Linked DNA regions of Homo sapiens: region 2 is linked to region 1. Evidence: read pairs that join two places in POLR2A ChIA-PET (ENCODE). Cell type or tissue: GM12878. All regions are shown on one strand. Links, peaks and the distances in the headings refer to the core of each region. The heading gives the core; the rest is flanking DNA.

What was found. ChIA-PET counts read pairs that join two places held together with the same protein. Peaks named below come from ENCODE experiments on the same cell type or tissue, not always from the same donor. Only the 100,000 strongest peaks of a DNase experiment are listed, where the experiment ranks them.
Region 2: POLR2A ChIA-PET joins it to region 1 with 7 read pairs; 2 of 35 experiments call an interaction of 5 or more read pairs at or near these places.

Annotation. Positions count from the first base shown.
Region 1 is chr2:70,799,736-70,802,644 of GRCh38, reverse strand. No RefSeq gene overlaps it. Among named protein-coding and RNA genes, the nearest start is that of FIGLA, 11 kb to the right of the region's middle. RefSeq lists an enhancer at 2,005-2,559. In GM12878, for the core only: no CTCF peak of the experiment used is centred there; no DNase peak of the experiment used is centred there.
Region 2 is chr2:70,979,908-70,982,816 of GRCh38, reverse strand. ANKRD53 (ankyrin repeat domain 53) reads right to left here. Exons shown (of 6, transcript NM_001115116.2): 4 at 717-881; 5 at 120-240. The region is part of intron 1 of LOC105374795 (a long non-coding RNA gene); the gene reads left to right. Among named protein-coding and RNA genes, the nearest start is that of ANKRD53, 2.7 kb to the right of the region's middle. In GM12878, for the core only: no CTCF peak of the experiment used is centred there; no DNase peak of the experiment used is centred there.

The DNA of each region.
Region 1 (2,909 bases), core at 315-2,814:
TGAGATGGAGTCTTTCTCTGTCACCCAGGCTGGAGTGCAGTGGTATGATCTCGGCTCACTGCAATCTCTGCCTCCTGGGTTCAAGCGATTCTCCTGCCTCAGCCTCCTGAATAGCTGGGATTACAGGCATGTACTATGCCTGGCTAATTTTTGCATTTTTAGTAGAGACAAGGTTTCTCCATGTTGGCCAGGCTGGTCTCGAACTCCTGACCTCAAGTGAGCTGCACACCTCAGCCTCCCAAAGTGCAGGGATTACAAGCCCAGCCACCAAGATCAATTAACTATGAAATCTACTTCGGGAATTTTACTTTATATCAATAATTATTCCTTCAAGGAATGTTCATTGCACCTCTACTATGTACCAAGCACTCTTCTAGATTTTAGGGGTTCAACAGTGAACCAAACAGACAAAAATCCCAGCCCTCATGAGGCTAGCATTCTAGCAGGGAGCAGAGGTAGTTAGTACATTCAGCCCCTTCTCACAACCCCAGGAAGGAGTCCTGTGGAGAGGTGATGGTGTGGAGCAGCAAGGAGCTGTCATAATCAATCCAGCCAACCTTGCCCTGCCGTCTAAAGGTAACAAAGAAGTGGCTGGACTGGGGCGGGTAAACAGGAAGGACTCCCTCCTGCCAACTCCTCAGGGTCAATTCTCATGTCCCCGCTGCCCCCTTCTCTCCTTCAGGGGAGGTTCCGAAAGCTGCAGTTTCCTCAAGAGAGAGGCAGAGGAATGAAGTTCTCCATAGACTGACTGGAACCATCTGGGGAGACAGAGTGCAGTTGTCGGGTGACCTGGGGGACGTGGCCGGCTTGTCTCACTGGAGGGCCTGCCCGCCCTGCCTCCACTGTGGGAACTCTGTACAGCTGCCACTCTCTGTGACCTTGGGTTGTTTTGGTGGCACTAGCAGGCTGTGACAGACAACTGCCACCACACAGGGTATGATGTTGACACTCAGGTGCCCACAGCCTTCTCTCCCAGAGATTTTTAGTCTTTCCGGGCATGAGGCTCACCGTGGAGTCTGGGGTCCCACTCATTGTGCTTTAGGGGACAGCCTGACTCTAGCATAAGTAGGAGAAGCTATAGACATTACAGTTGTTACGAAATGACTCTCAGACCTGGTTTTCCAGGGGCAGGGAGAAGTTTCTCACATTCTGGAGGAAGATGTAACAGCATTTTGAGGATGAGGGATGTCACTGGTTTAGAGGAAAATCTACACTTGCTTAGTCAGTAATTTTGATGTCTACCAACAAATGCCCAGCCCTTTTCATGCACTAGATACACACAGCATTCACTGCTCTGACACATGAATTTGGGCCTGGGACCAACCCTTCCTGTGTGCCTCCACCATGCCTCTCAGAAGGACCCTCTCTTTTGTGTATTGTTCTCACTTATAAGAGCCAGTTATAAATTTTTCCACCTTGCCAGCCAGCAATTCCTGCTGCAGCTTAGGCAACCAACTCCAAGGACCTCCCCATCCCCAGTGAGAGTCCCAGGCCCCAATGAGAGTCACGGAAGAGTAAGGATGCCTTGGCTTCTCTTGGGAGGCACGAGGGTCCATGTGCTTTAGGATAGCCAGAGGGTCCATGCCATCTGGCTTCTTCCTGCAGGACAGGGCCCCAAGCAGCAGGCTGTCCATAGTGCAACCCTGCCTCACTCCCCAAAGCAGCTGCATCTCACTGCCTCTTGAATCTCCCCAAAGCCCTGCTTTTGTTGCAATCTTTGACTTCTTAGACCTGACAAGCATTTTCCACTCTCCACCATACAGGTGCCAGGACTGGGATCCCAGGCCCTCTTCAAGATGACCCCAATGAGCTTTTCATCACACTTCTGCCATGGGGTCACTGGAACTGAGCCAAGCCCCTTAGTGTCTCCTCAACCAGCTCTGATTGTAGCTTCTGCATTGGTGCTCTGACCACCCCTTAGCCTGGGTCACTTAGGATTTGTCTGTATGATAACCACATTTCTGGACTTTCTATTTGGTTCATAAATCATGCTACCATTAACTAACAACATGGTGGGGGTTATGGGAGGCAGGAGAGCTTGGAGGTTATAGACCCAGGCCCTGAGGCCAAACACTCTGGGTCCGATCCCATTTTCATTCCTTTCTAGCTGGGAAAGCTGGTTCATTGACTTTCATGTTTCAGTTTCCTCTTCTGTGAAATGGAAGTAACTACAGTACCTCCTTCGTGGGGGTGCTGTGACAATTAGGAAAGTCAATGCATAGGACGAATTTAGGATAGTGCATGGGACACGGATCCCACTGTGCAAGCATTAGTCGTGATTGTTTTGCTGATGGCCTACTTCACTCCTCACTTCACTTCTGAGGAAGGCTCTATTAGAACCCTCACTTTACAAATGGGGAGATAAAGCCCAGAGAGTTTGGATGATGATGTGGTTTGTCTCTGTGTCTCCACCCAAATCTCATCTTGAATTGTATTCCCATAATTCCCACCTGTTGTGGGAGGGACCCGGTGGGAGATAATTTGCATCATACTGTTCTCTTGGTGGTGAATAAGTCTCATGAGATCTGATGGTTTTATCAGAGGTTTCCACTTTTGCATCTCTTCATTTTCTCTTGCTGCTGCCATGTAAGAAATGCCTTTCATCTCCCACCATGATTCTGAGGCCTCCCCAGCCATGTGGAACTGTAAGTTCAATGAAACCTCTTTTACTTCCCAGTCCTGGGTGCGTCTTTATCAGCAGCATGAAAAGGGACTAACATAGTAAATTGGTACCAGGAGTGAGGTGTTGCTGAAAAGATACCTGAAAATGTGGAAGCGACTTTGTAACTAGCTAACAGGCAGAGATTGGAACAGCTTTGAGGGCTCAGAAGAAGACAGGAAAATGTGGGAAAGTTTCCAACTTCCTAGAGACTTGTTGAATGGCTTTGACAAAAATACTGATAATGATA
Region 2 (2,909 bases), core at 272-2,771, 180 kb before region 1:
GTGGCTCTTTCAGGGTGGGAGTGCTTCTAGCCACTCCTCCACAATATGTGGGTCACTGCCCCCTCTGCTCACATGCCTGGATAGCAGCTGTCCCCTGGCCCCCCTGCTGTCCCCCTTACTTGATACTCAATCAGGTAGTTGTGCTCCATGAGGGTCAGCTGGCTCTTGAACATCTTCATTTTCGTCATCTCACGGGCAAAGTCCTTCTTGTCCTTTTTCCACATGGCATCCTTCAAGAACCTGGTGCCAAGGTCAGGGCGGGGGTGTCATCCCACAGTGACAGAGCTTCCACCTGGGCTGGGAAGACTGGCTGCTGCTGAGGGCTTGGATGGGGATGAGGGGAGTGGCCAGAGGGAGAGGAGCAAGATGAGCCATCCCCATTGCCCGGGGCCCTCTGGCTCCCTACTTCCTTTAGGTGAAAGACGAAAGTCCTTGATGACCTGGTCACCACCCTCCTGCTGAGGAGCCAGGGGCCCCAGGGCAGGAAAGGAGGGCAGTGATCAACCCAGAGAGCAGGGGACCTGGGCAGACTTACCCCCAAGCCCAGGTGATGAGGTGATTGCCTCATCCAAAATATCCTGGGCAGTAGGCGCATCCTCCAGCTGTCTGGCTTCCCAACCCTCCCCTTAAAGGCTCAGCTGTGGTGAGGGCCCTAGGGAAAAGGCTGGGGGAGGGGAAGGGGGTGGGCAGGCTCCAGGTGGTTCTCACACTCTCACCGGGCACAGGCACGGTGGTTCCATATTTTGCAGAAGTCAATGGGTTTGTAGCCCATGGCATCTTGGGCATGGACGTTGGCGCCACTCTGCACCAGGACCTTCACACAGTCCAGCAAGCCGTCACGGGCTGCCAGGTGCAGGGGCGTGGAGCCGTTGCATGTCTGACTGTGGAAGGCCCCACCAGTGGGGATAAGGGCAGAAAGGAAAGACAAAGAGCATCTGTCCATCAGATAGATGGACACACCAGTTTCCAAGCCCTGCTCTACCATCAGTCCACTGGGTGATCCTAGCTATGTCTGTCCCTTTTGGCACCTCAATTTCCTTTACTGTAAAGGGAGGAATTGGACTAAGTGAACAGTAAAAATCTGACTTTAGAAGGTATGTGATAGTTAAGAACTGCTGGAAGGAGAGCTGGCTTGGTTCAGAGACCACTAACCTCATCCACTCTTAAACCAACCAGCCCCCTGCCCTTTCCCTATGCCTCACCAGATTCCGTATGCCCACAAGATCTGCATGACCTGGGCCTAACCTCCTCGATCTTATCCTTTGACCTTGCCCACTCTTTCCCAACACATGGTCTTTGCATATGATGTTACCTCTACCTGGAACACTTTTCCCTGGCTCTTTGCATGGCTGGCTCACTCTGTCTTCAGGTTCCAATTTAAATGTCACCTCCTTAGAGGTGATTGCTTCATCCAAAATAGATCCTCCCCCTACCTGCTTTACCCCCTACACCATCACCCCGTTTATTTTTTCATAACCACTTCCCATGCTCTGTCAGGATTTTGTTCATTTATTTGTTTGCTAATTCACTGTCTGCTCCTTTACTAGAATGTCAGCTTCGTGAGGAGAGGGACCATTTCTGTGACTCTAGCATAGTGCTTAGCACATAGTGCATACTTGATACTTTGAATGAATGCAGTCTCCTATATGCCATGCACTTTTCAGTGATCACAGTAGTCCCATGTGATAGGTACTGCTATTCTCCCAAGTTTCAGTTGAAGACACTGAGACAGAGGTTCCCAAACTTAGCTTCAAGTTAGAAGCACCTGGGGATCTTTTCTGACTTCCCAAGCCCAGGTCACACCACAGACCCATTAAATCACAGCCTTTGGATTGGAACACAGGTGTTTATATTTTTTAATTTTTTTTTTTTAGACGGAGTCTCGCTCTGTCGCCCAGGCTGGAGTGCAGTGGCACGATCTTGGCTCACTGCAAGCTCTGCCTCCCAGGTTCACGCCATTCTCCTGCCTCAGCCTCCCAAGTAGCTGGGACAACAGGCACCCGCCACTACGCCCGGTTAACTTTTTTGTATTTTTAGTAGAGACGGGGTTTTACCATGTTAGCCAGGATGTTCTTGATCTCCTGACCTCGTGATCCGCTCGCCCCAGCCTCCCAAAGTGCTGGGATTACAGGCGTGAGCCACTGCGGCCAGCCTAATTTTTTTTATTTTTTATTTTTTGAGACAGTCTCGCTCTATTGCCAGGCTGGAGTGCATTGGAGCAATCTCGGCCCACCGCAACCTCCACCTCCCGGGTTCAAGCGATTCTCCTGCCTCAGCCTCCCAAGTAGCTGGGACTATGCCACCATGCCACCCGGCCAGGTGTTCATATTTTTTAAGCTCCCTAGGTAATTCCAATGTACACCTAAGTTTGGGAGCCAGAGTACTGGGGCATAGAGGTTGAGTGACTTGCCTAAGGTCCTGCTGTCTGCTAGCAAGTTGCAGAGCTGGGATGTAGACTAGGTCTGTTAAAGGCCAATCTTTTTTTTTTTTTTTTTTTTGTTGAGACGGAGTCTCGCTCTTGTTGCCCGGGCTGAAGTGCAATGGCACCATCTCAGCTCACCGCAACCTCCATCTCCTGGGTTCAAGCAATTCTCCTGCCTCAGCCTCCCGAATAGCTGGGATTACAGGCATGCGCCACCATGCCCTGCTAATTTTGTATTTTTAGTAGAGATGGGGTTTCTCCATGTTGGTCATGCTGGTGTTGAACTCCTGACCTCAGGTGATCCGCCTGCCTCGGCCTTCCAAAGTGTTGGGATTATAGGCATGAGCCACCATGCCCGGCTAAAGCCCAGTCTCTTTATTACACCATGTGGATTCCTGACTGCTTTATGTGGGACCCAATCCTTGTCACCTCCAGCAACCCCTCTGCTTGTCCTGCATGGATTTGCCTGCCTGGAAGTAGGGCTGTG